Linked DNA regions of Homo sapiens: region 2 is linked to region 1. A link is an interaction called in ENCODE POLR2A ChIA-PET data of the cell type or tissue named here. Cell type or tissue: B cell. All regions are shown on one strand. Each heading gives the region's core, and the rest is flanking DNA. Links, peaks and the distances in the headings are about the cores only.

Region 1 (14,678 bases), core at 3,646-8,645:
GCATGAAAACAATGATACATACATTTTGCAGGAACAAAAGCAAAAAGATAAACCATTAACATAATTGCTTATGGGGTGGTGGTGGAGAATGGAAGGGGCTGTTGGGATAATTAAATGAACCTTAGAATAGGCCAAGGTTGATGTGCCAGGAACAGAAGAGTAAGATGGCCTCCATGGTCTGCACCTGAGGCTCTCTAACAGATTTATTGAAAGAAAGGAAACACATTTATTGAAAGAAAGGCATACCACAGGAAATAAAGTGGTATGGCTCAAAGGTATAATGAGACACCATGCAGCCATTATACATATTGCAGAAGTTTGCTTATAAACATTGAAATATATTTGTTTTAATATTCAAGTGACACTGGCCCAAGAGTTTCATAGACAGTTGCTTTTGGATAAACATAAATATGGACCCTTCTGCTGTAAAAGCTTGAAACATATCTGTTTTATCTGAGTTCCTTTCTCAGGAAATGACCTTCAGGCCTCTCACAAAAAGTATCAAAGAACTGAAACCAGATTGCCACACCAGATGCCCCACCCCTCATTCACTATGATTGCTTCCTTGCCCCTCCCAAGTTCCTGTTTTCTTACACATTGTTACATTTTTTTGTGTGCTATATAAACCCTTGGTTTTAGTTGGTCAGGGAGATGGATTTGAGACTGAGCTTTCTTCTGCTCTGCTGCATCACTCAATTAAAGCCTTCTTCCTTGGTGACACCTGTCATCTCAGTGGTTTGCTTTTTGTGCAGTGAGCAGCAGGACCTAGACCAAACCCCTGGTGTTTTGGTGACACAAGTGGAAGAGCAGAAGAGTGGGCTAAAGAGCATGCCCACTGTTAATTCATTATTCAGCAAAACAAAAAAATACCTATAAGTTAAAGAAACAGAGTGGCTGGTAGGATTTCAGGGATTCAAATACTTTCTTCTCATCTATATTTCCAACATGGCTTCAATGACCAGGTCTGGGCAATAAGGAGAAAAAGGAATTATTTTTTAAGGAAGACTTTTGCTTTTAAAAAGATAAAAAACAGAGATCATCGGTTGTGAGAATGTACAGGTACTGAAAAGGAGGCAGTGTTTTTCTAAGTCTTTGTGTTTTCAAATGCAAATGGTAAAGCCCAAGCTTTGAGGGAACAGAGGGAGCCATAGCTGTTCTAAGGATCCCCATTTGAATGGGGCAGTAGGACATGCATTACATGGGGTGTCCACAGAACTGCCTCCAGCCCCAACAGGAGTAGATATGTCTCCAACTCAGGAAAATTACTTCAGTACAGCACTGTTTAACACAGCATACGTATTCCAAAAGGACAGAACTTTAAGGCAAATGATTTTTATTTAGACAGGTTAAGGCTGGAGGATATGGTGATGCCAGCCTGACATATGCAGACTTTGTAGCTGCAACATGCTTGCTGCAGGCCTTGCAAACATCTTTTCATTCTTCCTTTCCCAGATGTTGACAGCCATCTCCTGGCAGCGCTTAATGAAATGGCAGATGACTATTTGTTAGAGGCTTTCAGCTTTACAAGAGCAATAGACATTTCGTCAAGCTGTGTGGGGTGATAACCTGTAACCATATGCAACAGATCTTTTTCCCATGTCTGGACATACTAAACTGGCATGTCACAGAGTGTACAGAGAACTTCACTCTTGGGACCCATCCCCTTTTTCAAGTGCTTGCCTGCCTACAAGTATTGGAATTGACAGCCCCAACATCAGCCAGTGATGTTGTAAGAGATAGTGATCTTGTCTTTTGAAATGCTGGGTCACAGAAATCAGTGAGATGTTGCTGAGTGTTTTCCTATAAGGAATAGTGCTAATGACTCCAGTGCAGGGTCTGAGGTGTCTCAACTGCCAGAGAACTTCATCATGGGTCAGGCTGATTGGCTTTCAGCATACAAAACGTAATCAAACCAAGGTTTGGCAAAGCCTTGGTCATTTCCAAATTTTCTAGATATATGAGACATGTAGGGGGTAGAGAAAGAGAGGAATAACACAAAATGATTGCTTTGAGGAATAAAAACATCCTGGCAGGAGGGAAATGAAATTTAGAGAACTGCCCTACCATAGATTTTCTTAAAGCCTGGCCTAGAATGAAGGAAGCAAATTTCTGTAGTTACTATAGCTACACGTTTTCATGTTACATTTGTGTTGTGAACCGAAAATGCTAGATGAGAAATTGTCTACTGATTAATTAGAACTGATAAAGAGGCCCTATTACAGAGAACGATTAGCTTCCTTCACTTAACGGTTTCCCACCAATCATCAAATTCATAATTTAGCACCATATGATTTTTCTACATGCAAAGAGGAAATAAGATAGCTTAGATTATTCAGAGAGGGGCCTGAATCTGAATTCAATTACATGACACCTGGTAATACTGAGAAAGGTCAAGCGCTTCAGAACCAGAAAAATTCAGATTCTAATCCAAGCTCTCTTTCCAGGGTGTATGTTAAGCAAACGACATAGCCTGGCTGGGCCTGATTTCTCATCTATAAAATGGGAATGGCACCACCGGGTTTGAGAATTGTGTTGATGTTTAAGTCAGAGGGCAGATGAAAAGCTTCTTGCTCAGTACTAAGCACATACATGTGTGCGTGTATACACACATGCTTAGTACTGAGTAGGTATATATGTATACACACACACATACACACAGTAGGTGGACAATAAGTGTTTAGGTTGCTGTCTTCCTGATGGTTTCAATGGTTTTTGAGTTTTCTATGCCCAAGGGCTTAAAAAACACCAATAATCATCGTAGTAGACTTTAGCTGGAGACAAATTTGAGCACGGATGGTAAATATACTCTTATATTACTATTGCCCATGCCTCCCAGATAAGAATCACCTGCCCCTCATGTCCACTGATTATAAACCCAGTTTCTCAGGCCTTGTCCTAGAGATTTTTGCGTGAGTGGATCAGCGATGAGGTCTAGAAACTTGTATTTTTAACAAATATTCCAAGTAATTCTCATCTTCTAGGAAGCTTGGGGAGTAGTGATAACAATGCTTCTCAAATTTTGAAGGGCAAGCAAATTACTTGGCTATCATGGAAATGCAGAAAATCAGCAGGTCCAGGGATGGGGAAGGCAGGGGGTCAGGGGACTGAGATTCTGCATTCCTAACACACTCCCAGGTGATGCAGATGTTGCTGGTCTGAGGACCACACTTTGAGTGGAAAGGGTCCTTAGGGCTCAACTGGACCAGCAGTTATATGGGAAATGTCTTCAAGTTCTGTTCATGATGATTTCATGTTGAGGTAGAATGAGTCAAGTATCATCCTCTACCTGGGAAATTTGTTTTTGCTTTTCAACCTTGCATGCACATTAGAATCACCTGTGGAAGTTATTTTATTATTTTTTAATTATAGATGCCTAGGCCCAATCTTCAGAGATTCTAACTCCCTGGTGTGGCCAGGCAGGGCATTCATGTGGTCAACAGGCAGGCAGCATCTGAGTCATTTGAGAAGAGCTTGTTAGAATTTTCTGCGCTATCATAGGCCTTCTGAACCAGAATTAGCAAGATCCCACATGAATCATGTGCATGTTAGAGCTGAGATGTGCTGCCTCACCTGAAGTCTTCAAGCCAACCCCTTTTCTTCTTGTAAATGCTTGGCAGTTCAGTGCTCAACAGCCAAGGGAAGCTGCCATTGCCCCCTGTGGGAGGGTTAGTACTATTTTTAGAAGTGATTTCTCCCTACTTTAATTCCTATCTCTAGTTCATGAATTCTCTGGTCCTCTTGATAGTCTTGCCCCATGTCCCCACATCATGCCACCTCCAAAAGGCAGAACTTGTAATTTTTTTTTTATTATTAAAGTTTTAGGGTACATGTGCACAATGTGCAGGTTAGTTACATATGTATACATGTGCCATGCTGGTGCGCTGCACCCACTAACTCGTCATCTAGCATTAGGTATATCTCCCAATGCTATCCCTCCCCCCTCCCCCTACCCCACAACAGGCCCCAGAGTGTGATGTTCCCCTTCCTGTGTCCATGTGTTCTCATTGTTCAATTCCCACCTATCAGTGAGAATATGTGGTGTTTGGTTTTTTGTTCTTGCGATAGTTTACTGAGAATGATGATTTCCAATTTCATCCATGTCCCTACAAAGGACATGAACTCATCCTTTTTTATGGCTGCATAGTATTCCATGGTGTATATATGCCACATTTTCTTAATCCAGTCTATCATTGTTGGGCATTTGGGTTGGTTCCAAGTCTTTGCTATTGTGAATAATGCCACAATAAACATACGTGTGCATGTGTCTTTATAGCAGCATGATTTATAGTCCTTTGGGTATATACCCAGTAATGGGATGGCTGGGTCAAATGGTATTTCTAGTTCTAGATCCCTGAGGAATCGCCACACTGACTTCCACAATGGTTGAACTAGTTTACAGTCCCACCAACAGTGTAAAAGTGTTCCTATTTCTCCACATCCTCTCCAGCACCTGTTGTTTCCTGACTTTTTAATGATTGCCATTCTAACGGGTGTGAGATGGTATCTCATTGTGGTTTTGATTTGCATTTCTCTGATGGCCAGTGATGGTGAGCATTTTTTCATGTGTCTTTTGGCTGCATAAATGTCTTCTTTTGAGATGTGTCTGTTCATGTCCTTCGCCCACTTTTTGATGGGGTTGTTTGTTTTGGCATTACCATTCAGGACACAGGCATGGGCAAGGACTTCATGTCTAAAACACCAAAAGCAATGGCAACAAAAGCCAAAATTGACAAATGGGATCTAATTAAACTAAAGAGTTTCTGCACAGCAAAAGAAACTACCGTCAGTGAACAGGCAACCTACAAAATGGGAGAAAATTTTCGCAACCTACTCATCTGACAAAGGGCTAATATACAGAATCTACAATGAACTGAAACAAATTTACGAGAACTTGTAATTTTTGTAGGCTGCATCACATTGTGCTTACATTGTTATAAAGAAGGAAAAATAATGCCTTGAAGAGCTGGGCACCCTTGTAGTCCCAGGTACTCGAGAGGCTGAGCAGAGAGGATCCCTTGAGCCCAGGGGTTTGAGGCCAGCATGGGCAACCCATGTCTCTTTAAAAAAATGCCTTGGGCTTAAAAGAGGTAGCCCTCAGTTTATTAGGGAAATATTATACACCCAAACACATATTTAGCTACATTTCAATTTTTTAAAATCCCAAATAAGATAACACTACGTGGATGCTGAAAATACAGTACAAGAAATTGTGCCCCAGACTGGACAGACCCACAAGAGCATGTCTAATTGTTTGCCCTTTAATGACCTCATTAGTTTTACCTGGTCGAGCTCAAGGTAAATACCTTTAAAACTTCAATCTCTTGCTTTTCATTTAAAGTTTCTTTTATGTATTCGCTCTAAACTGGTTGTTCACTTAATAGCTCTTGCTATGGCCATTATTGGCTCTGTGATGTGTGTACTTAATATCCTTTGTGGGTTTTTTCTTTTATGGTGAAGACCGACTTTTCTGCATAGCATGATACCAAGTCCCATTAAAATGACCATTTCCATACTTACTTTTAAAAACTGTGAATCTTAGCAGAGTGGGTTCCTCTAAGCAGGGAAAACTACATCACGCAGGCAGTGAAAAACACTGTCATGATTCTGTCCCATTTCATCTTGCAATTTATATTGTAGTAGAATAGTGTGTGGGAGGAAGAAGGTCTCGTCTAATGGTAGAGGTTAAATGTATGGGCTGTCCAGTCAGATCGCTTGAGTTCAAGCCTCAGTCCTGCCAATCACGAGGGTTAGTCACTTAACCTCTTTCCAAGTTTTGGCTTCCTAATTTATAAAATGAAGCAACGTATAGTTCAAATGGCACGGAGATTAAATAAGAAGATGGAAATAAAGTATTTAGTGTGTTACTTGGCTTCTAGTAAATGTGCTACAAACAGTAGCGACTACTAATACTTCCTTTCTTGTTCAATTCGGTCCAGCAAATGTATTAGTCCGTTCTCACACTGCTATAAAGAACTGCTCAAGACTGGGTAATGTATAAAGGAAAGAGGTTTAATTGACTCGTAGTTCAGCATGGCTGGGGAGGCCTCAGGAAATTGACAATCATGGCAGAAGGCAAAGGGGAAGCAAGCCACCTTCTTCACACAGCGGCAGAAAGAAGTGCTGAGCGAAGGGTGGGGAAGAGCCCCTTATAAAACCATCAGTTCTCATGAGAACAGCATGAGGGAAACTGCCCCCATGATTCAGTTACTCCACCTCGTCTCTCCCTTGACACGTGGGAATTATGGGGGTTACAATTTAAGAGGAAATTTGGGTGGAGACACAAAGCCTAACCATATCAGCAAATACTTATTGATGTCTCCGATGTGCTTTGTCCTAGAAGTAAAAAACAAGACAGAGAACCAGGGAGCTTGAAGTCTAGCAAAGAAGATACACATGTAGAAAGGTAACTCCAAAATAACGCAGTGAGTGCCATGAGGCAGATACACAGTGAAGCAAAGACAGTCCACAGGTCGGTCCAGGCCTTTCCAAAAGGCTTCCTCCAGATGTCTGAGTCCAGCACACATGCTGAGCTGGAGTTATCTAGGGTAAGGATACATTTAAGGAACTGGCCTTTACCCGAAGAATATGGGTGCTACTTAAAGGTTTAAAGCAGGGTAGTAACATGGTGTGCTTACACTTGAGCAACATCACTCTAGGGACATTGTGAAGAACAGACTAGAAGGGGTAAGAGCGAAGGCAAGAAAACCAGTTAGGAGGCTGTTGAGGTCATCTGGAGAGAGACTATGATAGAGACCAAACTAAGGCTGCCAGTAGCACAATAGTGACGGGACATGGATTGCACAGAAGAGTATATTGTGAAATCAGTGAAGCTTTTTTTTTTTTTTTTTTTTTTTTAAGATGTAAGGCAAGAAAGAAGAGTTTAGGCAGAAATCTAGGATCTGACTCGGAGAAAAGATGGGGAATACAGTGAGCTTTGAAAGAAGGGGCACCAAAATAAGCATATTTTTGGACATTTTGAGTGTGAGGTGCCTGAGCCAAGTTGAAATGCTCAGGGACCAAGGACGAACCCAGGAAACACCAGTATTTAAAGGGACAAGAGGACAAGGAAGAAATTCTCTAAAGAGAGAAAAAGAACAGGTTGAAGACAACTAGGAGAGAGGGCTGTCAGGGACAGACCGGTTCTCAAGATGGTCTACTGAAGTGATGTCTTGACAAGAGGGCTTTAGAGTCAGCTGTGTCACTGGTGACCTCTACCAGAGCGATGTTGATGGCATGGGTGACAGAGCCAGGTTTCAAAGGGGTGAAGACCCAAAAATACTAAGTGCAGACTCCTCTTGTAGGATGTCACCTGAGAAGGGACAGAGGGAAAAGGCCAGGTAAAGAAAGGGTTTTCTGAAAGGAAAGAGACAGTTGGGGAGGAAAAAGAGAATGCTGAGGCAGACTATGGTAATTGATGGAGCAAGTTCGTGAGAGAATGAGAGGAGGTGGTGGTGGTGTCACAGAGAAAGGAGAATCAAGACCCCCTGAGTGTGGGAAGATGGTGAGTGTGAGTGTAGAAGTTGGTAAGTTCTGCAGGCAAGGAAAAAGGTTGGTAGAAAAAAATAGGAAGAAGTTAAAAGAGGACTTAATCTTTTTTTTTTTTCTTTTTTTTGGAGATAGGGTCTCACTCTGTTGCCCAGGCTGGAATGCAATGGCACAATTATAGCTTGTTCACTGCAGCCTTGAACTTATGGGTTTAAGTAATTCTCCTACCTCAGCCTCCTGAGTAGTTGGGACAATAGGCGTACACCACCACACCCAGCTAACTTTTCAAGTTTTTGTAGAGATAGGGTCTATGTTGCCCAGGTTGGTCTCCAATTCCTAGCTGAAGCCATCTTCCTGCCTTAAGACTCCCAAATAGCTAGGACTACAGGTGAGCACCACTATGCCCAGCTAAAGGACTTAATGTTGAAGAATATTTGTGTACATTTTTAAGAAAAAAAGGCAAACTGTTCCACTCAGCAAAAAGTAATCTGTAAAAACCTATCCTTTCCATAATACCAGAGTAATAATCAGTAATATTTTTTGGAGGTGGAATGCATATGAGTATATTAGAAAAAAACTTACGAGTCATTATCTTTTCATGCTAAATTTTTATTTCAATGTTATGCAACTGCATAAGTATAAATATTTTGTTCAATATACAACAATTATGACGTCCATAAGGAATTTCTTAGAGAAAATAAGACTGCAAACACTTTATTGCACAGATCCTAACAAACTTTTAAGCTGGTAAATCTACAGCTGGGAGTACTACCAAGGAGCACATCCTACAATCACACAGAGACTGACCAAATAGAACACAATGAGGAGAATTTCTACCAGCTGATTGGAGAGGTTTACAACAACAAACATGTAATACATGAATGCAACCTTAAGTACTCTTTACTCATTTATAATGAAAAACATATTTGGCAAAAATGATGATACACTATACAAAATATACATAAAAATATCATTTGTAAACAAATAGCTAGTTGTGCTTTAAAGGAAATTGGACAGTTAAAAAGCAAAGGCTTGTAAACCATGAACTACCTCCCCGACAGACTTGTCCCGATGGCTGAATGTAGGATTGGGTTATGACAACTGCCAAACACAGATATGTATTATAAACGTTGAGACCAGTTTTGAAATCCATTAGTAAACTCTTGTAAAGTATATATATATATTTTTACAGCTTCACAATATAGTGATGGGGAATGGCTAAAACCATATGGGAAAAAAAAATTAGGGGCAAGGAGGAGGCTTTTTTCTTTTTCTTTTTTTGTTTGTTTTTTTCCTTTTTCCCAAAGCCAATTCATTTTACAACGAAGGACAACTGAGCAGTCGGTTAAGTTATGCCTTTGTTTTCAGAGTGGAGTTTATAGCCTCACTAGAAGATTTACAATCCATAAGGCCATAAGATGATGCTGTGCTTAGATGAACAATTTTATAGCGTGAAGATACTAAGACATCCCCCAAGAGAGTTTGGGTGCTAGATCAGTTATTTATTGGTAATTTTTTTTCTCTTACAAAACCAAACAAAAAATTCTGCTATGGTTCCCAAGCAACTTATAAATACTTATCTGTATTTTCTCTTAGTGCCTTAGTATTTATATCAGCAAGTGCCATCTTACAATACAAAACAAGCCACCAAAGAAACTGCAACAACAGAAACAAAAACAAGAAATCAAAAACCTTCAGCACTAAAATGATTTGACAAATTCTACATATTCCACGGTATACAAAATTTAAATAAGGCTTAGCAAAAGTAAAAAGGATGGTCACATTCAAGCACCAAATAGCTCCAGCGAGTCTCTTTGTTACAAAAATGCTGCTCTGTATTAAGACAGTATTTTTTGCATACAAATAAAGAGATCAGGTTATGAAATGTGTGGAGCTACTAGATGCAGCAGAAATGAATGTGAAACCCAGGAACTTGCTAAAAACAGCAAGCTTCATCTACAACATAAGGCCCCAGCTATGTATTAAAATGTATCTGATGTCCTGATTATTCTTTAATCGATATGCTACGATGCCAAAATCCACCCCCAGTTCTTTTCCTCAAAAAAGCAAATTTAAAACCTCTTCCAATGCCTGATGCTTATTACTCAAGTACTAGAAGATTTGGGTGCAGCCAGTAATTTTCCTTTTTATTCAAGAGCAGGGCTGGTGCAGGACTACTACAAAATGTGTGCTTCTTGGACTAGTCACTCACAGCATAAAGGCCTGAGTTTAAGAGTTTGAAAAGAAGGAAAAGAAAGCAAACAGAAAGAAAGTTGATGTGTGTTTATAGTCCCCGCTCTACCTCAGGTGAAGGCCAGACATCCACATCCACAGAAAGGAACAACTGGCCTTTTAGACAGTTGGACCAGGGATCCAGTGTCCATTGGGATGGCCGTGTAATGAAAATGGCTAGCTCCACTTGTCCTGGCCATTCCTAATGGAGGAGGATTCCAAATGCAGTACTTAGAGTAGTTCTTGCTTTAGATCTGGAAATATAGGTAGCCAGATACAGTACTATCAGAAACTCTGGTTAAAATACACATAAAAACTCAGAATCTACTGTGTTTAGGGCTTTCTTCCATCTTAACTTAGAATGTTTTAGCTTATAAAAATGGAACCTTGAAATAGTCTCTTAAACCACAGACCAAAACATGTAGGTGGATGTGTATATACACGAATATGGGTGTATCTCTGTTCACACACACCCAGTTTTGACCATTTTGCTTCATTACTACATTATGATAAATGGTAAAGCAAAAATCTTATTTAAAAAAAGCTGTAGTAAACGACGCAATCAGCAGCCAGGTATAGACTCTACATCCCAAACCAAACACGATGCTATATATTTACAAAGAAAATCATTTTCCTCAACAACCCTCAACTGTAAAGGTAATTTTTTTTTTTTTTTTTTTTTTTTTTTTTGTACAAACACTATCTGGTAACAGTTTTACCGGTTACAACTGGGAAGGCATCTGGAAGAAGGTCCCCTCTTTGTCTTTCTCTCTCCCCTGTCTCAATGAGGCTCCGAGCTCTGCCTGGCGGACATTCCCACACAGTGCTGGTTTTGAAAGGTAGTCAAGACACAGTCGCCCGTTCAGGACGGGTCTCCACAGTCCTGCCCCTGGGCCCTCCCCGTTACAAGGCCTTTTTGTGAGGGCTGCTACGCAAACTCTCTTTCCCCCGCCTCTGCCGTACCACAAAGTCCTTCTCATTAGAAAGAGAGATGGGGCGGTCAGTGTTTGGGGCTGGGGATGGCTTGGTCACGTCTCTGCCCACGTTCTGTTTCCTAGCTGGGGGAGGCTGGGCTGGGGCAGGGTCCTTCCCTTTGGTTTCCCCTACGGTGGCAGTCACCGAGAGAGCCCTGTCCCGGTGGCTGGCCCCGCCCATGGTGTTTGGGTCGGGGTGGTGTGACTCCAGAGGCAGGGTGGAGACCCGGAAGGAGGGCAGGGAGTCACTCTTTGTCATGTGGGTTCGGCCCTCCCCGGCAGGCTGAGCCTTCCTATGGTCCCTGTTGCTGGGGGCTGGAAGCTCCAGCATGCCCCCGGCGGCCTTGGCAGAAGAGGTGTCGCTGCTGGCTGCAGAGGCCTCTCTAACTCCGGCCCTGGTTTCAGGGAAGCTGGAGGAGCAGCTCAGAGACTTTTCCGGGAGGGCCGTGGATCGGAAAGAACTCTGCCCAGTGGCTGAGGGGGACCGTTTCATGCCATTGGGCTTGTCTGCCTCCGTCGGTGGCTTCTGGGGACCGGGCCCTTTCCCTCTGGCCTCAGGGAAGCCCTTCCCCACCCCCGCGGCTGGCCGCTCCGCGCCTTTCAACCGGTTCTCGCTATGCACAAAGGAAAGGCCGGCCTCGAGCTTGTCGCCCTCTGCTGGAGCATAAAGTGCTTCAGTGCATTTCTTCCCTTCCGCCCTTCTGTCGGTGTTGGCGGCCGGCTGACTCGGGCTTTTGTCTGTCTGTCTGTTGTCTGTCTGTTTGCACAGGGTGGGGCAATCTTTCACAGTGGATGGTTTGGGGTGCTTTGGAGACAGGGTTTGCTTTTCACCAACAGCGGACAGTTTCTGGTCCGCTGGCTCACTAGGCCCTGGGTGTCCCGGCCTTGGCAAATGCACAGGCTTCTCCAGCACCTCCAGGGGCCGCCCACCACTGGTGGGTTGTGGCTTGGCGTCTAGAGGAGCCCTGTCAGTGTGCAGTGGGACAGAGGGCCCACCTTCTCCCTGGCCAATCCCATCGCTGGCTTTGTTCTGGGAGCCTGGGGTAGCAGGAAACACATCCGGCCCACTCTTACTGTGGCCCTTCCCCTCTCTGCTAGAGCCACCGAGGGACTGAGTGGCAGGCTCTTTGCCCTTTGTGGCCCCGACACTTGGTTTCTGAGAGGAGAGGGACCGGTCGGGGTGCTTAGTCTTTGGAGGGCCCGGGTCAGGGCCAGGCCGGGGCTTGTGGCTGCTGCTTTCACTGTGCGCAGCAACAGGCTTGGGAGGGTCCTGGGGGCTCGAGCTGGGCTCTGCAGTGCTGGGCTTGGCCCCCGGCTCTCTGCCAGAAGCGTGGCTTGGGGAACTGCAATGCTGCCTGGCAGCCGGGCTGGACAGGTCTTTGGCCGTCAGAGGGGGCGGAGGGATGCTGCTGGGATGCCTTTGTAGAGGCTGCTCCTTCCTTTCAGGTTCCTTGGCACCATCTTTCTGCAAAGATGGGAAACTGGAGAGCTTTTCACTCTTCTCACTCTCAATTCCAGGTGGCTGCAGAGACCGCCTGGCAAGAAGCGCTTCGGGCTTGGGTTCCACGCCACGCCTCACCTTGCCCAGCTCCTTCTCACAGGGAATTCCAGCTGAGTGCAGAGAGGAGTTGTCTCTGGGCGGGGGCCTCGCCTCACCTGGGCCATCTTTGTGGTTCGTTTTCCCACCCGGCGCCCATGCTTTCTCCATGGCCTGGGTCTGTGTATAGAAATCTGGGTGGGTCCTTCCCACAGAGAGGAGATTTTTGGAGTTGTCACTGGTTTTCGCAGTTTCTGGAAAGCACAGTTCCATGGAGGGCTCTCTGCATGTGTCAGCCCTCGCAGCAGAGCGCTCGCTTCTGGCTGTGGGAGGGCCTCTTTCAGACGATTCCCTCAGGCCTGGCTTCTCCCTTGAGGGGGAAGCTTCAGGTGGGAGCGGGCAGCGTGGCCTGGCCAGGTCAGGGCTGTGGAGGTTCTGCCCCAGGCAGGTCAGAAGCTTGGGGTCAGTGGTGTGGTCTTGGTGTTTAGGGGAGCTGCCCTCTCTCTGTTGGGGATTGCTTTCCATGACTGTTCCAGGGCTCCTGGCAGTAGGATGGGGACCTTTCCTGTCCCTCTTGAACTCTGGGTCAGGCAGGGAAACTGCTGGTGAATTCTGGAGACCTCGGCTGGGGGGCAGGAACCAAGGCTCCAGCAGGTAGGATTTATTCATCTTTAAGCTGGAAGGAGAAAGCTCTCTTGCACTGGTGGTATCGTTCTTTTTCCCACTGCTGCTGGGGAGAACTGGTGGCACAGAGGCCCTCACGTCACCACTTGGGCTGGGGCTCTGTGCAGACTCTGGGGAAGGCAGTTCTGTCTTGGAGGCCTGAGGTCCGGACAGGAGAGCAATGTCCAGAGTGCCCTCGATCGGCTTCAGGCATGAGACAGACCTACCTTCCAGCTTATACTCGGAGGGGCTCTTCCTAACAGGGGACTCAGGAGCAACCAAGCCAGGCTTCTCCGTTCCACTGTCCACCCGGCCTGTTAAGGCCTTGAGGGGAACAAAAGAGACGGCACTCATCTGAGCTGCATGGGTGCTGCTGACAAAAGCTCGGCTCTCAGAAGCCGGCGGGGGCTCCTGCTGCCCACCCGTGGGTCGGACTGGGTTCCCTGGCAGGCATTCGTGGGAGCCAGCTGTCATCTTGGGCTTCAGCACAGGGCAGAGGTTGTCCTCTTTGTCCTCAAGTGACATTTTCTTTCGGAGGTAATCGATGTTGGCCAGCTTGCTGTCTAACTTTTCACATCGGAGAAGCTCCTTGGCCTGGGAGGACTTCTCCGTGCCTTCCCCCTTCCCAGAGATGCCCCTGTCGAGGGAGTGGCAGAGACCATCCTGGAGGGTGCCAGGAGCGGGGGCCCGTCTGAAGTCCCCGCCACCCTGGCGGTGCTCCGCAGGCACCCGGCCATCCGACATCGCACCCTCGCTGGCGCGCACGCTGGCCTGCTTGTGAAGAGCATCCTTCAGCAGGCTGCCCAGCGGTGGCGCCTCCTGCATAGACGCTTTGTTTTCAAAAGTACTTGACCTTTCCACAGCCTTCGGATAGACTTTCTTCTCTCTCTCTTCCAGCTTAAACAGAGCAAAGTTTTCCAAATCACTCCCGGGTCCATGGGATTTCTGGTGGGATTCCTGTTTCTCTGGGAAGCCGTCTGCTTTCTTCACCACCACCTTGGCCTTCAGCTTGTCGCGGTCCAGGTCGTCCACAGACTCCTGGCGGCCCACCTTCCGGGAGACTGGGCGTTTCAGGCAGCCTTGCTCCACTGGCCGGGCGCGGCTGAGCGGCGGCACGTCGCACACGTTCTCATCCAGGCTCTGCAGCGGCGCCTCCCGCTGGGACTGCTCCCGCTGCACCTCCTCTTGGGTCACCTCCAGGCTGTGCTTGCGGGAGCACAGGTGCTTCTTGTCACTGCCGTAAGAGGGCGACAGCTTCTCCTCGGACTGCACGCGCTTGAGCAGCGGGGACCTGGGGGGCTCCGCACTCTTGGGCCTCACGATGTGTCTGACGATGGTGGGCGGGGAGTGCATCTTGCTGGGAAAGGCTTGCGCGATCTTGGAATTGCCCAGTGAGTGTCCCAGAAGAGGGGATGGTGACCGCTGCGGGGAGGTGGGTTGCGGGGTTGGAGAGGGCGTCCGGGCCAGCGGGGACAGTGGGATGTTGCCGGCGGACTTTCGCCTTCCGGACCGGTACCGCTGCCCGCCGAGTTTGGGTGCAAGACCGTGGAGAGTGCTGGGCCGGATGTGCCCGGACCCTGCTGGGGAATTGGGGGCACTAGAACTAGGGGAGCTGCTCTGGGAGGAATTAGTACCTGTGGATGGAAAACAGAAGGCTGTGAGCATCCATGGTCATTTTCCCCTTTTTTTCACAGTTGTAGCCCAGACTGTATTAGGTAAGGCCAGGTAAGATCAGCAAATTGTCTCAGCATTTAGCTAGTGGAATAAACACTTTTCAGATAAACCTC
Region 2 (17,348 bases), core at 6,501-11,500, 61 kb after region 1:
GACTGGGACCACTTACTTGTTTAGTCACTCACTATTACTCTTTTAATTATTTTATTCTTTTTTTATTTTTTGTTTTCTTATCTACTTTGCACTGCCTCAGAAGGTAATTCACTCACTATTACTGCTCTTTCATGGGTTTGGGCTGCAAGGCTCTGTCCAAGGCTCTCTAATCTCATTAACTCTTCCCTACACGAGTGATCTCATTTATGTTCATGGATGACTCCTAAGTCACTTCCACCTCCACCAGAAACTCTCCCTCTGAGTGCCAGAAGATATCAGACCTTATATACAGTTGCCAGTTTGATGGATCTTCTTTAATGTTTCAAAGGAACTTTAGTCTCAATACATTCAAAATTATGAGTCAGATAATAAAAGAAAACAGCTATCATTTATTTAGCACTTACTATGTGATACTGTCCCAACCGTTTTACATAAAAATCTCATTTAATCTTTTACAAACAGGGAAACCGAGGCACAGAGAAATTTCCCCCACCCCCCAGCTGGTAGAAAGCAGAGTGTTTTCAAATCTAGGCAACCTGACTCCAGAGCCTGGGTTCTTATCCCCCAGGCTACACAGACTGCTCCTGCTTTCCTAACCCCTACTCTGATGCATCCTGGTTCCTCTTTTGGTGTTCACAATTGAGGAGAATGGCACCAGCATCCAGGGCCTCTCACCTGTGCCACGGCAGGAGCCTCTGAACTGGCTTCCACATGGTCACCCTTCCCTCCTCCTCCCAGCCCATTGCTTTCTGCACTGCAGTCAGTGTGATTTTTTTTCAAGCCATAACTCTGACTGGGTTATCTCCCTGTCCACTCCTCCCACCCTCATATACCCATACACCTCCTCCAAAGTTCAGTCATTTCCCATTGCTCTTAAAAAACAAAAACAAAAAACCTGATAAACATGAACAACAGGGACCTAAGCATCCAGCTTTTACTCAAGTGCTCTAGTTTCTGCTGTCTCCCTTGCTTAGTCCTCTGATGTAGCCTGTGTCTGGAATGTTCCTTTTGCCCCTTCTTACCCTAGTAATCTGTTACATTTAGCTCAAGTGCCATTTCCTTGGGAAATCTTCTGGGACTGGACAGACTATGGCAAATATCTTTACGTAATGGTAGCACATGGTCTTTTTTCTTCATAGATCTTATCCATATTCTTATTCATATATTCACATAGAAGCACAATAAACATTTGTTGAACAAATAAACTAACATAGCCAAAGTCTCCAGATGCTAAACAGAAAAACCAACATCATATTTCATCAAGAAATATACTTACACTCACTGATTCATCTGTTTCTGGTGTTTCTGCTGTCCCACTATCGTAGTTTCCCAAATGAGCCATTTCTAAGTTGGAAAAAAAAAAAGTTAAGCTTAATAAAAATATTGCAATTGGATAAGAATACTAAGCTGAAACAAAAGAAAAATAGTTTCTCCCATATTAAAAAAATTGCTCTATACTCCAATGTGCCCATGGGAAAATCTTAAATCTAAAAAAAGGCAGCAATTGGTATTTTGAAATTGTTCACTACACACTCCTCCCCAGAACTCCATTTCTTGCAAACACCTAGACATAGGAACTTTAGAGGCTGGGCATAGGAACTCATTGGCTGATGCAATCACCACAGCTTGGAAAGGCTTCGGTGGGTCAACAACTCTGCTTAGAATCAGGTATCTGAGAGAGGCACATCTTTCCAGGCTCTGGCGGGCATCAAAGCAGCACCGACAACAACTAGGGAATGATTCTTAAGTTGTGGTGCATATCTCGTGTTCCATTCCTTCATATCTACTGAGAAATACCCTGCCAGAGACATTAAGAATTTGTAATTTGTCAGAGAGGAAGTAATAATGGTGGTTAAGAGGGATTTGGAGATTAAAAGACTTAGGTTACCACTACTATCTGCACTTACTGACTGACTGACCTTTTAACTTCAAGCTCTTCCCTGTAAAAGGTAAACAACCTTACTTATTTCTTAGAGTTTTTTGTACTGTATGTGATAATGCATGTAAAGCTCTTAGCATACTAACAAAAATTAAGTGCTCATTAAATGTTGATTATTTATTATTAATCATATTGTATAATCAGTCTTGGATTGGATATCACATGCTCACATGCTTGACACCAGCTTTAAGTACTACCCTGACTATTTAGTTAAAAGAGACAAAGGTGTCTAAATTGATCAATTCACATTGGAAGGCATCCTTGAATTTATAGAAGTAGATGAGACAATCAAATTCTTTTATTGTTCATTTTCTTTTTTATACTTTAAAAAAATCATGTTTTATTTAAAAAACATGAAATAATTTTCTCTAAATCTATGATAGGTCTTATCTGAGTGATAGGATCACAGATAATTAATATTTTCTTCTTTTACTTGTACTTTCCAATTTTTCAAAATTGAACATGCATAATAAAAGTCATAGTTTTTAGTTACATATTTTTGTGTGCATCTAAATATATTTAAAATTTTCAATTTTAAAAAACTTAATTTTATTTAAAATTAAATAATTAAAAAATTATTTCTTAGTTTCTTATTTTATGTATTCATGTTCTTATAAATGTGATAATCCCTTCTGGGCAGACATTATGCCTAAGAGATATGAAGCAAAACAACACTGGATTACTACCTTTAGATAAAAATGTATAAATTCTAGATTCTGGAATAACGACATTGCCAATAACTTTCTCAGTTTACCTATAGGGGAAATTCCAGAATAAAAAGGAGCTTAGCACAAACTATGTCCTTTCTTCGTCTCATTCAAATGATGTCAATATCCAATATGACTAGCATCTTAGATTTATGGACTTGGAGGTGAACTAAAATGCATCTAGTTGGAAGGGATCTCAAGGAAAGGGGCAAAAATTAGTAGTATTTAAATAAAACAGCAACAGCAGCTAACATCTGTTAAACACTATGTTAAGCAATTACAAAGATAAACATAGAATCCTCAAAACAATTCTATAAATAGATACTATTATTATCTCATTTTTATGGAAGTAACTGAGGCACAAAGAGGTGCGTCAATTTGGATGGTCAAGGTTCACACAGCATGCAGTGCTGGCTTAGGGTGACAACCTGGCAGCCCAGCTCCAGAACTCCCAATTCCTAACCTTCAAAGGACAAGTCTAAGGTATGTTAGTTTAGACGCTGACAAGAAAGGGAAACAAATGTAGAACAATCAGAGTCTGTAATCATTTATTTTTTATTTCTTGAGATGGAGTCTTGTTCTGTCGCTCAGACTGTAGTGCAATGGCGCCATCTCGGCTCACTGCAACCTCTGCCTCCTGGGTTCGAGCGATTCTCCTGCCTCAGCCTCCCAAGTAGCTGGGACTACAGGTGTGTGCCACCATGCCCAGCTAATTTTTGTATTTTTAGTAGAGATAAGGTTTCACCATGTTGGCCAGGCTGCTCTCGAACTCCTGACCTCAGGTGATCCACTCAGCGCGGTGCAATTTGTTTATTAAATTACCTGGAGAAGTCATATTTCAAATGTTAACAAATAGATTAAAAACTAGCCTCAAGGCCAGGTGCGGTGGCTCACGCCTGTAATCCCAGCACTTTGGGAGGCCGAGGCAGACAGATCACCTGAGGTTAGGAGTTCAAGACCAGCCTGGCCAACATGGTGAAACCTTATCTCTACTAAAAATACAAAAATTAGCTGAGCATGGTGACACACGTCTGTAATCCCAGATACTCGGGAGGCTGAGGCAGGAGAATCACTTGAACTGAGGAGACGGAGGTTGCAGTGAGCCGAGATCATGCCACTACACTCCAGCCTGGGCAACGAAGCAAGTCTTCATCTCCAAAACAAAACAAAACAAACAAACAAACAAACAAACAAACAAAACTAGCCTTAGATCTTAAATTGTCAAGAGTTAAAAACACAACTCCCAGTGATTAAACTCCAAACTTGTCAAAGATCACTGTTCATGTTTTCTTCAGAGCCTCTAGAAAGCTAGTTTATACATGGGCCTCAGATTATTCCCCTACCAAAGTTCAGCCTACAGTGATTGCCAGGTAAGAAAACTAAAGAACTCACTGGGTCCACAATTCAAGAGCTGACGCAATCTTAACTATACCAGCGTGAAGAGTCGCTATAATCTACTTTGACAGCCTCCCCCATTCCAACTATTTTCATAAAAAAAAAAACAAATTAAAAGATGGTTCTGTTTTAAATAGAATTTCTGCTAAACAACTATTATCTGAAAAATACATATTATTTGTAAGCAGTGGGTAGTAATGGAATGGAACCAAGAGTCAGCTTTTGAAGCAGGAAGCTAAGGCATCATTTTGTAATGCCTGAAGTGATTTTTAAAACTCATCTAAATACCATTAAACATCTGCCCTTTTTATTTCACTGATTTAAACCATTTCTGAAGACTCATGATTCAAAAAGGTAAAGATGGTAATTTAAAAGCCATGGGGAAAAATCTCTCCCCAGGGAACTTTTCAGAAAAGCAGCCACCAGTCTCTGATAAGTGATGAATCTGTTGTGGAACTGCTTTCAGTACAGTATAAATTTATCTGGCATTATCTCACAGTAATGCATGCATCATTTCACTGGAAGCAAAGATACGATGGCCATAGGAGCAAACAAAGCCGGGAAACAGGAGAGCAGGGCAGAGAGCAGCAGGTTCCCTGGCTTCAGATGGGAAAATCTCTGTGCCAACATTTACCACCATTACAAACAATTTAACAAGATAAACACTGTTTGCAAATACAATTTAATGAACCGAGAAGACAATTTTGAATGAAGGAGTCAAGGATAGTTTTTGAGTCTTTTTGGGGAGTATATAACCTAAATGTTATAAATAATAATCCTAAACAATCATGAACAGGAACAGGTTGTAGGGGGAGTGGTTTACCAATATCAGATTTTTAAAAGTTCACTGACAAGATGCTTCCTATTCTCTGTATTTAATTTGATAATATTATTTTAAAATGTGAATAAACCATAAATCTTTTTTTTTTTTTTTTTTTTGAGTCGGAGTTTCACTCTGTCGCCCAGGCTGGAGTGCAGTGGTGCGATCTCGGTTCACTGCAACCTCCACCTCCTGGGTTCAAGCGATTCTTCTGCCTCAACCTCCCGAGTAGCTTGGACTACAGGTGCACATCACCATGCCCAGCTAATTTCTGCATTTTTAGTAGAGACAGGGTTTCACCATATTGGCCAGGCTGGTCTGGAACTCCTGACCTCGTGATCCACTCACCTCGGCCTCCCAAAGTGCTGGGATTACAGGCGTGAGCCACTGCGCCCAGCCCATAAATCCTTTTATAAGCTTAAAAAAAATTTCTTTTTTCTCTCCTGTATATTACTATGTTTTATATTTTAAGTAAACAAGAATATACCTATGAATACTGTACTCAATTTAAAGTAATCTACCATCAATTGCATTACTTCCAAATTAAATTTAAATGTCAGTTTAATTAATGATAATTTCTTTAGCAACATTTTAAAAATTAGAAGTACTCTCAAGAGCCCAACTGAGCTCTGCAAGAGAAAAACTACTCAGTGAAGACTGAAATTGCAACCCTTCTGGGACACTCTGGCATTCTCAGGCTGACATGCTTCTAGGATGTCAAGGCCTGACCCACGCTCTAGGTAGACACAAAATGGGTCATGCTCATTCGTGTCTCAGGACCCATTTTATGGCTATTTCCTTCAAATAGCAACCAGTCCCCAAATATGGACTTATCAATAGATAGAGCCAAAACATGAGGAAAAATAAAGACTTGCCACTTAGATTTCTTCTATGAGGCGACAGTGCATAAGCAAAGTCAAAGGTAGGAACAACCCAGGGACTCACCTTCCAAGGGATCCTTATTGAGTCCCAGTTGGCTAATGATGTACCTGGGAATGTCGGTTTTAATACCCTGTCCTTCTTTGGCATGGCCTTCTGCTGCTTCCAATAGGTAGTAAAATTCTTCCGGATCAAATTCCTAGCCGAAGACAATCACAGATGGATACTTCTTTGAGCCAAAATTGTCTGAGGTTTTATTACATAAATCCCATTCACAATATAACTGCTGGGTATACATGGCTGTAAGTTACTTATGCAGAAAGGAGGCAAATGGCTTTAAAAAGTATGTAATTCTCACTTCATATTTGAAGCCTATTCATATTCTAAGCCAACACATTTATGCACATGGTAACCCAAAGATAATGATCATTTCCAATTTGCTTGTAATGTAACTACGAAGGTACTATGCTCCACTTAAGATCTCGCTCGTCGGCAATGAACAGATCTGATTTTTAATTGTGCCTTTCTAGCAAAGTTGTAAAATCTGGGAATTTCCATCCAGAAGATTTGAGATTCAATTTCTCTCTCCACTCAACCAGCAACAAAAGGAATGTTAGAATATATTTACTCAAAAATGTTGCAGGAGACTCTCTTAATATAGACGTATCCAAAAACATTAGAAAGAAAAACTTCAACGTTACCATTTTTTATTAGTTAACTATAATATTAAGTTACTACTATTCACATAAAGTAAAGAACAAGAAAGAAAAATAGGAAATTAAAGCCTCTGTCTCCTATAAAACTTTGGGAATATATTTTTCCTATCTATTTAATTTTTTGTGTGTATGTGGCTGCCTCTTGCGTCTAGTGTGTAATAAAAATCTTCAGGATCACCACACTCTAGATGGATGTTATGATACTGTCAAATGTATTTTTGGTCTTCATCCTTTTTTTTTTTTTTTTTTTTTTTTTGAGACGGAGTCTCGCTCTGTCGCCCAGGCTGGAGTGCAGTGGTGCGATCTCGGCTCACTGCAAGCTCCGCCTCCCAGGTTCACGACATTCTCCTGCCTCAGCCCCCCTAGTAGCTGGGACTACAGGCGCCCACCACCACGCCCGGCTAATTTTTTGTATTTTTTAGTAGAGACAGGGTTTCACCGAGTTAGCCAGGATGGTCTCGATCTCCTGACCTCGTGATCCACCCACCTTGGCCTCCCAAAGTGCTGGGATTACAGGCGTGAGCCACCACACCTGGCCTTCATCCCTGTTTTTTGAAATACCACTCCTGAAACCCTTGGAATCTCCAAAGTAATAAGTGGCTTTTTGTATTCTAGTGAGTTGACTGGTGGCTGGGCACTCCTGGGTAGCCTCTGGAAGAGAGCTTGTTGTCAGGGGAACCTACCATATGATGACAGGGTTGGGAGTTGCAGCCCCATCCTCATCTCCACTTCAGACAGGGGCTGAAGGTTAAGTGGATCACCAATGGCCAATGATGTCATCAAACATGCCTATGTAATGAAGCTTCCATAAAAACCCAAAAAGACTGCACTTGGGGAGCTTCTGGATAGCTGAACGTGTGGAGTTTCCTGGAAGGCAGTGCAGCCAGGGAGCTTTGCACTCCTTTCCTCATGCTTCACCCTATGCATCTCATCATCTGTATAGTTTTTAGTGTATTTCATAATAAACTGGTAAACTTCAGTGTTTCCCTGAGTTCTGTGAACCACTCTAGCAAACTAATCAAACCCAGAGAAGGGGTCATAAGAACCTTGGTTTACAGCCAGACGGTGAGAGGCACAGGTAAAACCATATGGAGCTTGCGACTGGCATTGGAAGTAGGGGCACTCTTGTGGAATTGACCCCTCAACCTGTGGAATCTAATGCTATCTCTGCGTAGACAGTGTTGGAATGGAATTGGAGGACACCCAGCTGGTGTCTGCTGCAGAAAGGCTTGCTTGCTTGTTGTGTGGGGTTCCCACATAACTGGTGTCAGAATCATGTTGTGAGAGCACAGCAGGAGAAACCGAGTTTGGTTTTTCCTCTATGCCCAAAGGGATGCCATGGATTTATGTGTTGTAAACAATTATGCTTATTGACTTAAAGCCCAGTTATTAATTTCAGATATATTTCCTGGATATTTCCCATTTTGGTTAATGCCCAAAATAGGCAACTTTGGAATCTCAGCATTTCACCTGAGAATTACTCAGGAGTTTTTAAAGGCCATATAGAAAGAAAAAAAAAAAAACTTGCTGCAAGTGGAGTAAAGTCAAACCAATGTAAATACTCAGAGCCTTTACAAACATACCTACTACAATGACTGACAGAGCAAGCCTGGGTACTGTAAGGATAAGGTGATAGGTTGGGGGAAGCATCCCCTAATACTATGAAACTCCAGTTTCATCTAAGCTTTAAAGAGTACTTTGAAAGCAGCAATATTTCCAAGCTACTTGTAAGTTCACTTGTTTCTATCTTTGAGAAGCTATACTTTTTCTCCTCCGATTATGAGTGATTACTGTAAAAAGTTAATTTCCTCCTTTAAAGCAAGATCTGCTCTTAGTATATCTGCTGTTGTCCAGAAAAACAGGTTTTAATGCTAAATGACACTTTCCCCTAAATTAAACAATTGTGGGAAGTACAAACATGTGGTCCATAATTCAAAAGCTACAACAGGAGAGGCAGTAAAAAGTTAACTAACCATTCTACCTGGATTTATCAGTCACCCAGTTCTCTCTGAGGCATCCAAGATTTTTTTTTCCTTTTAGCCTTCCAGAGACACTCAATGCCAAATGGTGTGTTTGATTCTATGATTCTAAGGGTCCTCACCATTGATAGAAAGCCCTTCCCTACACCTCCCAACTCCCTACCTTTCTCCTCAAGATTTTCCCTCTATGTCTTACAAGGCACTAGTACGTATTTATGGTGCTGCGAATATTTCACTATTATAAATTATTATGGATGGTAGTTAAAATAAGGGCAAGACCAAAGCACTGCAACCATGTATGTATTATGTATGTATGTATGTGTGTATTTCTGAAAAGCTGTATTGTATGTGATGTTATAATTACTTTAATAACCAGTGGAACTTTAAAGTGAGTTTTGATGCTATATTACTAGATCCTTAAAATAATTATAATGTTCACAGACAAATATTTGTTCACAGTTTTAACTGAAACCTCAAATCAAAATTTCATAAAACAAAAACTTTTAAATAGGAGAATGATCACTGGCCAAAAACATATAATTTTAATTTTAATTTTTTTTATTTTTTGAGACGAAATCTCATTCTGTCACTCAGGCTGGAGTGCAGTGGTGCAATCTCAGCTCATTGCAACCTCCGCCTCCTGGGTTCAAGCACTTCTCCTGCCTCAGCCTCCCAAGTAGCTGGGATTACAGGCGTGCACCACCACACCTGGCTACTTTTTGTATTTTTAGTAGAGACCAAGTGTCACCATGTTGGCCAGGCTGGTCTGGAACTCCTGACCTCAGGTGATCTGCCTGTCTCGGCCTCCCAAAGTGCTGGGGTTACAGGCGTGAGCCACCACATCCAGCCAAAAACAGATAATTGTTAACATGAACTAATCATCTATAAAAGTCTCATTCCTTCAGGTCTGCATGAGGCTCTACTGTATTTTCCCAAATGGGATGGTTAGCATCTTATTTTCTAACTTGCCACATTTTAAAACAAACAATAATTATAAATCACAGGTCACTATTTATCTCTGCATTTATCTCTATTTCTTCTCTGCATCTTGGCAATTCCAAAAAAGTGTGGTACAGCCAGGGTTTTAAACTAGCTGTGACATAAAGTAATTATGCTGAGATAAGGTCAAGTACATTATTTTATGATTATATTTCAAGTTTGACTAGAATATGGTATGACCATCACTTAATAGAGCAAAAGTCCTAGAAGTCTCTTTAAAATCAGAAAGGACAAGTCACATATCGACATCATCATAAACGTTCACAAGTTGTAATTCCCTTTGACTCTTTCCATTTAGCTCTGGTGCTGGAAACCAAATGAAGGAGCTTTCTGATGGTAACTGCTTTCCCAGTTAACAATAAATAATGTAGTCACATCAAGGGGCAACTTACCAGGCACTCTAATAACCGAGCAGGGCGGGCAATAACAATTAGGATCTTTCGAACTAGTTGTTTAATAAATGCCAATTCTCCACTTTCTGAACGATCATGAGCCTATGAAAAAGCAATAAAGAGAGTGATGATGCAGAGTTGTTCCATTAAATGGAAAAGAAAATCAGCAAAGCATGCTAATTAGATCATTGCAAATGTTCAAAAATCGAGTAATTTAGAAAATGCTATTAAAAGATTGATAAACAGACATTATCTGTATATAAATGGACACTATTAAACGCCTATATCTACAAAATCTTTCTATTAGCTAAACCTTAATTGCAAAATTCTGATATATTATCTGTGCTAAAAATCAAAGGGCGCTTGATGTGAACCATGAATGAAGGAGACATTAAAAGTTTATGACACATTAAGCACACGGTACAAGTAGAGTGGGAAGCTGATCAAGAACCTTGATTTTCCAGTTAAGACCATCTTAGACATAAGAAATGGCTAAGAAAGTGAAGGGCTGCTTTTATCCTGGACACTTAACACATTATTGAAGTATATTTCATATATCCAATATGATTCGCCTATAAATTAGTTATATTATCACACGTAAGAAGTGTGCAATGCTTTTTTCAAGTGTTAGCTGGATAAAGTATATACCAGTTGGGTATCCTTTATCCAAAATGCTTGGGACCACAAGTCTTTTGGATTTTTTTTCAAATTTTAGAATATTTGCATATACATAATGAGATATCTTGAGGAGGGGATCGAAGTCTCATCATAAAAATTCATTTATGTTTCATGTACACCTAATACACAGAGCCTGAAGGTAAATTTATAGAATATTTTTGAAGAACTTTGTGCACTCATCACATGAGGTCAGGTATGAGAATTTCCACTTGTGTTATCATGTTGGTGCTTTAAAAGTTTCATATTCTGGAGCATTTTGGAATTTGAATGCTCAACCTATACCTGGGTATATAAATGTGAATCCAGTTTCACACATTGAATAAATAATACCTAGGCACCTAACTTAGTAAAATTTAACTTAAAATCTTTTAAAATTTTATTTTATATATTGCCCAAGCACAACAAATATTCTGAGAGCAAAACTGTTTGTTAATAGTCATTTAAATTTTCAATAATATTTTCTTGAAAAAAATCAGATGAATCTGTATCAAGATAGGCATAAAACAAGTTTTAGAGGTTTTAACATAAACTTCTCTGTATGTTCACTTTTAGGCTCTCTTAATCTTTGTTTTTATGATTTACTTTCCTCTAAGGATTAAAAAATAACATTTCATTGTGATGCTGGTACAATATAATTTCACAAACACAGTAATAAACATTTACAATCGTTCTTGAAGGTGCTTTACCATGACAAGGAACAATCCCGTACCCCATGAAAAGAACTGGCAGAGATCAAATTTATAAAAAATGATTGTACTCAGAAGTAATATGTCTGCTGAATTTAAGCCATCAAATTAAAAGCCATTTTCCAAAACACAGGTACAAAAACCATATACAGGCAAAAGTAAAACAGTTAACTTTTGACATTAAAATAAAAGGAAAAATGACCATTGGTGAATAATCGTAGAACAGAAAGTGTTCAAAGAACACCAACTAGTAACTATAACGACAGGTCCTAGTAACCAGGAAGGATGTTAGGACATATATAACAATGCACATATATATACATCTCAAATATTGAAACTGTCTTTAAATTTTCTTCCCAATTTTTGCTTTGCAACAAAAATAGATTTTTGGAAGATCCAGTGAATGCCAAAAAATACGGTTACATCTTCTTTATGATTTATCCTCAACCAAACTAAACAGAAAACTTTAAAGATGAAGCAAAAAAACACCTAACTTCTTAGTTGACACTTTGGGAAGGATACTGAACTTTCTTCTTACTATAATCATTTTTGGTTTATAAATTCAGGAATATAAAGAAAATCTGAAAAGCCTAAACACATTTTGGATTGTCTCTTCAAAGAGAAATGAGAATTTTGTGTCTTAATAAACTTAAAAAGTCAGTTTAGATTAAATAGATTTCATTTCAAAAATCATAATCAGTTTATTCTACCTTCTTAGTTCTAAGAATAATCAGCCATAATCAAGGATAAAACATATAATTTACATTAACTCAAACAGTATTTTATCTAATAACTTAAGTGGGGAGAAGAAGCCCTGTTAAAACAACACAAAATAAAGACACGATTAGCCCATGAAGAGAAATTTGTTCCTGGCTGTTACCAGCAAGCTCCAAAGGGGAAACACTAACGGATACCCTGTGTCTGTATTTTAAGGGTTGGCCACTACAAAACATAACCATGACCTAGATTTGAGAGTAGGTTAGAGCTTCCTATGTATTTTATTGTCTTTGGCTAAACTTCTCTAAGTGCAAAAAAGAATGGAGACATAAAAGCATTCATCTGGAATTGTCTTAGGCCTCAGGACTTCAAAAAGGCATTAAGCTGCTCAAACCTTAGGGGGATTTTACCTGGGTTATGCAAAAGACAGACAATGGGAAAAATGGTTAGGAGATAGGCCTACAGAGCACAGAATGTCACAGTTGGGAACTGACAACTGCATCCTGGGGAAACCAAGGCAAGTTTCACAATTTGGCTCTATCTAAAAAGGGCAGGCCCCTCTGCAATGGATTAGCTCCAAGTTCTGGAAAAATACTGTAAATGTGATTATGCAAATAGTTTAAATTTTTACAAAAGGGCTGAAGGAAGCTCTTTATCTGCAAAGCTAAACAAGAAACCATTCTTATTTATGCCCAACAAGACCTTTATGCCACAAGTATACATGCTTCTCTGGCCAAAAAAGAAATTTCTTTAAAAATCAATATTTTAAAAATAGTAACAGGACCCATTCACATGATCTGTGAAACCGTAAGATTTTATTTTAATTGTCATGAAAATCTGCAGTGTCTGTCACAGAAACAAAATTAAGTAGGGGATTTCAGTGTAAATAGCTTTGGATAGCAATCCTACCCTTTTCAGGGCATGCCTATAAAGGAATGAAAAACACAGGACTAAGCTGGTAACTATGGTAATATCCTGGGACAGAATTGCAGAATTAGGAGTATCTCACAGAGGCTGACTACAGAATTCCTGTGTCTGCCTCTTCTGTTCAAAAGTGCACCATTTAGCAAACATAACTTTCAAAATATTCTCATAAATAGTAATATGCATAGTGTTTCCAGCATTTTCTGGACTCTGATTTGATTAAAGCAACAGCAGAATTAGATTACTTGATACATCCTAATAGGTTGAATATTTTGGCATGCAGTTGTATCTATTTTCTTCCTTCCTCCCTTCCATGGTTTCTGAGGAACCGATAAACACCAGGCACTGAACTCAGTACCAGGGAGTTAGAGGTGACTCCTGTTGCTCAAAGAGCCCCCTGTCTGCTGGTAAAGTGAGACCACAGAAGTCAGTACAATTCATTATGGCTAAATGCATTGAGAGGAAGGGCACAGCAACAGGCCATGTTATAGTTTTACTTATGGGCAAGATAGAGCCAATAAAGAGTTTTAGATAGATATTCTTGCAGCTGCATAAAAGTATGAATTTGAAGAGTTAAGACTGGAGGGAGGCAGATAGGTGAGGATGAGGGTCTGAGCTGGATGAGGGTCTGAGCCAGGTAGTGATTATAGAACAGGAAAGAAGGGTTGTAGAAATATTTAGGAAGTAAACTATGAAGGTCTAATGGGTTGCTTGATGAAGGGAGAGAGGGAGTCTAGTATTCTCAGAGTTCTAGCAGGTGACTGGATAGATGGCAGTGCCAATGATGGATGAAAAGAATGTGGGAGAAGCATGTGTGGTTGAGGAAATGCTGTCTAGTTTTATATAGGTTGGGACTGCTGCTTCAGTGGGCTGCCCAGGTAGAAAGATATTCAGTAGGCAGGTGGATCCATGATTCTGAAATGTGAGAGATGACTACTGGTCTGAGGTAAGGATTTGAAGCCATTAGAGTCTATAGGTCTCTAATCCAAGACAGCTGACAAGATCCCTAGGAGAGAGGGAGGAGGAGTAGACTAAAGATGAGATCGTGAGAAAACTTGTAGAAAACGGGAGTTGGAAGAGAAATCCCTGGAAGAGGCAGAGAAGAAATGGTCAGAGATGTCCCAAGAACAATAAATTAAAAGGAAGGCAGAGAAAAGGAGGGTTTTAACACTGCTGAATACAGTAATATTCCAGTAAAATGTCCAGTGGATATGACAATAAGGAGGATGTCAGTGAGTTGAGGGGTATCAGAAGCCATTCACTCAAAAAATATTAAAGTCCTTCTATGTGTCACACACCATCCTAGGTGAACAAAGCAGATAATATCCCTGTCCACAGAGACTTTATACTCTAGTGTAGAGAAGTCAAAGGGCAGCCTGTGGACTGGGAACAGTCCACGATGTCATCTGTGCGTGATGAGATAAATACAATTTTAAGCGTAAGCACGTGGCAACTCTTACAGCAATTTTACATTGTAATGTAACTCATTTAGCAATTTTACTTTGCCAGGAAACCCAAGTGCATGATCATTTTCCTGTAAAATTCATTTTCCTTTTAGTTTATGGGAGAGAACAGGTCCATGCCAACTTAGAAATTAACAGAAAAACCCCAAAACAATGTGTTCACCCTAAGGATAGTCTGAAAGGGACTGCATCAGTGGACTGCAGTTGGTTGCAATGTGAGAAATCGGGAAAGAGTATAGAAGGCCTAGAGGGCAAAGGGGAGAAAAGCAGCGGCTGCCAGCCAGAGAAGGATCTTATCTCGCCAGCTAAATTCTGCAGGGGCAAGGATAGATAGAGTTCTCAAAAATTAGGATGCTAATATTTTCCTTCAGTTTTCTGCAATTATTTACATATTCATGTCTAGAGAAAACTATCTATAATTATGTTTGCAAAGGCATAATTTGTGCCCTGTGAGATACAAAAATACAATATATACAAATACATAGACTAAATAGGTTTCATTTTAGGCTGTGGCTGGTCAATTTCAGCCAGAAGAGCAATATTATACATGCATTCCATTCCCCCATACAGACTCTCTTCCTGTCCTGGGTGTTATCAAGTGCTAGGCATGCAAGTGTTAGGCCTAGACAGGTCCTGTGTTTATCTGTCATTTTGGAAATTGGATATTTTGTTAGAAGAAGAACTGACACTAATGAAAATATAGGTTGCCATTCACTACTCAACACCACATGCAGGTTAATTAATAGAACACACAGCCTGGAAGAAGCCAGCAATTTTCCATTTAGCTTTTTCAGATATAGAACTAGATAGCATCATCAAATAACACACATACGCTCAGGCAATTTATAACTTTATGGTTAAAGGGGGAAAAAATCACTGCTTCAAAATCCTTCACAATCCACTTATCCTAGAGTCATAGATTGTTGGGTCCTAAGATTCCTGTAAAGGTTATTACATTAATTTTCTATTACTATAAATAAAGACCAGAATCAATTTATAGCAAGTAGCAATCAGGTGAGTTTTTTTTTTTTTTTCCTTCTTTTTTGCTTCTCTGGAATGTGAACTCCATTTCATGGTTATAACTTGTAAGCAAAAAAAAATTTTTTTCAGGGAAAAGCAAAATAAATCAGAAAACTATATGGTACATGGTTCTTACCTCCTGTAGCAACTTATCTAATTTGTGCTGTAATTCAAGGAAGTATCGTGAGGTGATGAGGCCCTGGTGGGATTTATCCAAGCAATCTCGAGCCAGTTCAATAATCTGGTGGTGAGTGAAACTAAGCACTCCATCTGCTAAGGGTAGAACGTTGTCAGGAGAGTAGCTGGTGATAATTTCCTTTAGACGTTCTTCCATCTGAGCTGTAGCCTATATAGAGAAGACACACATACACAGATGTAATACGAGGAAACACACATGTAAACAATTCAATCATCACATTTTTACAGCATTTTCAGAGACCTCCACAAGTTGTTAAATGGGATTCTAGAAATCAAATTTAAAAGAAGCCTCACTTCTGATAAAATAATGGTACATACATGTCATCAGACATTTGTCTGAACCCATTGATTATACAACACAAAGGCTGAATGAACCCTAATGCATGTTGGGGGCATTCATGCATAGCCTTCCCAGGTACATGGGAAATCTCTGTACCATCTGCTCAATTTTTTTGTGAAGCTAAAACTGTTCTTAAAAAGTTGCTATAAAAAAGCAGCAGCCTCAGCATGTGAAATACAGATCTGAGGGTACATAAGTGAAATCAACATTTCAGAATGATAATCTCCCTTTTCTGTGTTCTATCAAATGTAAAATGGTCTCTGTAAGCTTCTTCAAGTAACTCAGATTGTATCTGTGAATTGTTACGCTTTCATTTAAGATCTTGGGCTCTTTCAGATGGACTGTCCAAAATATCAAACATTTCTTTATGTTTTTGTACTTAAACATCAGGTTGTTGCTAGAGTTCCACAACCTAAGCTAAAAATGTATCTTTCGGGCTAGGTTTTAATGTGCCAGGAGCACACATCTTATATCATCTTCTTTTGCCACAAAGCTACATCCTATGTAAAAGTCCCAGGGGACTCCCTTGGTAAAATAAATCTAAAATTTCCTTTCCAACTTTCATTTCATTCTCTCTGGTCACCCACTGCCTAATCCATATTCCTTGCTTACATTAATTATATATGCAGGGAGACTCCCTCTCCTTCCTCCCTCCTCCTCCCCTCTAATATCCTAACCTGCATTAACTAGGTTAACAGTCAGTATCTGTTTCCCTGGTGAGCAAGTGACATGTGATAAATAGCTAAAACAGCTTTAATCAATGACATCAATGTTGGGTTAGTTGCAAATAATAAGTACTCTACTCTTGATTTATGAAACCAAAGATTTTCATTTGTTCTCCTGTTTAGGGCAACACAGGCTGTGGGGGTGGATCGGAAAAACGTGGAGAGGGGCCTTCTCCCAAATGTGCAGAAATGCTTTGGTGGGAAAGACGTGGAAACAAGGTGAGCTAATGGGACCATCTGAGAGCAGGTCCTTGCAGCCAGGGGCTTGGCAGCAGCCCTTCACAATTGCTCTCTCAATTCATGTTCCTTTACCAGTCTAACTGGAGAACACGACAACTGTGCCTTCTCTTCTAAATTAATAGGTTTAGAAATACAATGTCTAAAGAGATAGGAAATCACAGAAAAGTAATGTGGAAAAACAACAACAACAGCAACTCTCATGACACACCAATCTACAGGCTTCTAACGGAGAAAAACAGTCTCTACTTAACAATGTGGCAGCAGGCCCAGAATATGGGTACAGAGTGCACAGTCTAGAGGCCTTTCAAAGTAGACCCTCCCTACGGCACCTCACCAGGCCCACCCCGTGTGTGGTGCACAAGTGGCAGGTTCACTTTAGAGCCAGCTCAGCACACGTAGAGCACAGCTAGTTCTCAGCAGTTGTTAGCTTAACATTTTTTTTTAGTTATTTTCTCTTTCTAAGAAGACTATGGAGCTGTTTTATGCAAATCATTACTAGATTGGACCCTTACTTCCTATAACAAAACAACC

Evidence for each region. Peaks named below come from ENCODE experiments on the same cell type or tissue, not always from the same donor. Only the 100,000 strongest peaks of a DNase experiment are listed, where the experiment ranks them.
Region 2: POLR2A ChIA-PET joins it to region 1 with 5 read pairs; 2 of 35 experiments call an interaction of 5 or more read pairs at or near these places.

Annotation. Positions count from the first base shown.
Region 1 is chr5:67,162,994-67,177,671 of GRCh38, reverse strand. MAST4 (microtubule associated serine/threonine kinase family member 4) reads right to left here. Exons shown (of 29, transcript NM_001164664.2): 29 at 8,079-14,525. The coding sequence ends at 10,621. Among named protein-coding and RNA genes, the nearest start is that of CD180, 26 kb to the left of the region's middle. RefSeq lists an enhancer at 10,366-10,871 and a silencer at 11,312-11,361. In B cell, for the core only: no CTCF peak of the experiment used is centred there; no DNase peak of the experiment used is centred there; H3K27ac peaks cover 381 bases.
Region 2 is chr5:67,102,678-67,120,025 of GRCh38, reverse strand. MAST4 (microtubule associated serine/threonine kinase family member 4) reads right to left here. Exons shown (of 29, transcript NM_001164664.2): 10 at 15,451-15,660; 11 at 9,827-9,928; 12 at 5,807-5,939; 13 at 1,277-1,344. Among named protein-coding and RNA genes, the nearest start is that of CD180, 85 kb to the left of the region's middle. In B cell, for the core only: no CTCF peak of the experiment used is centred there; no DNase peak of the experiment used is centred there.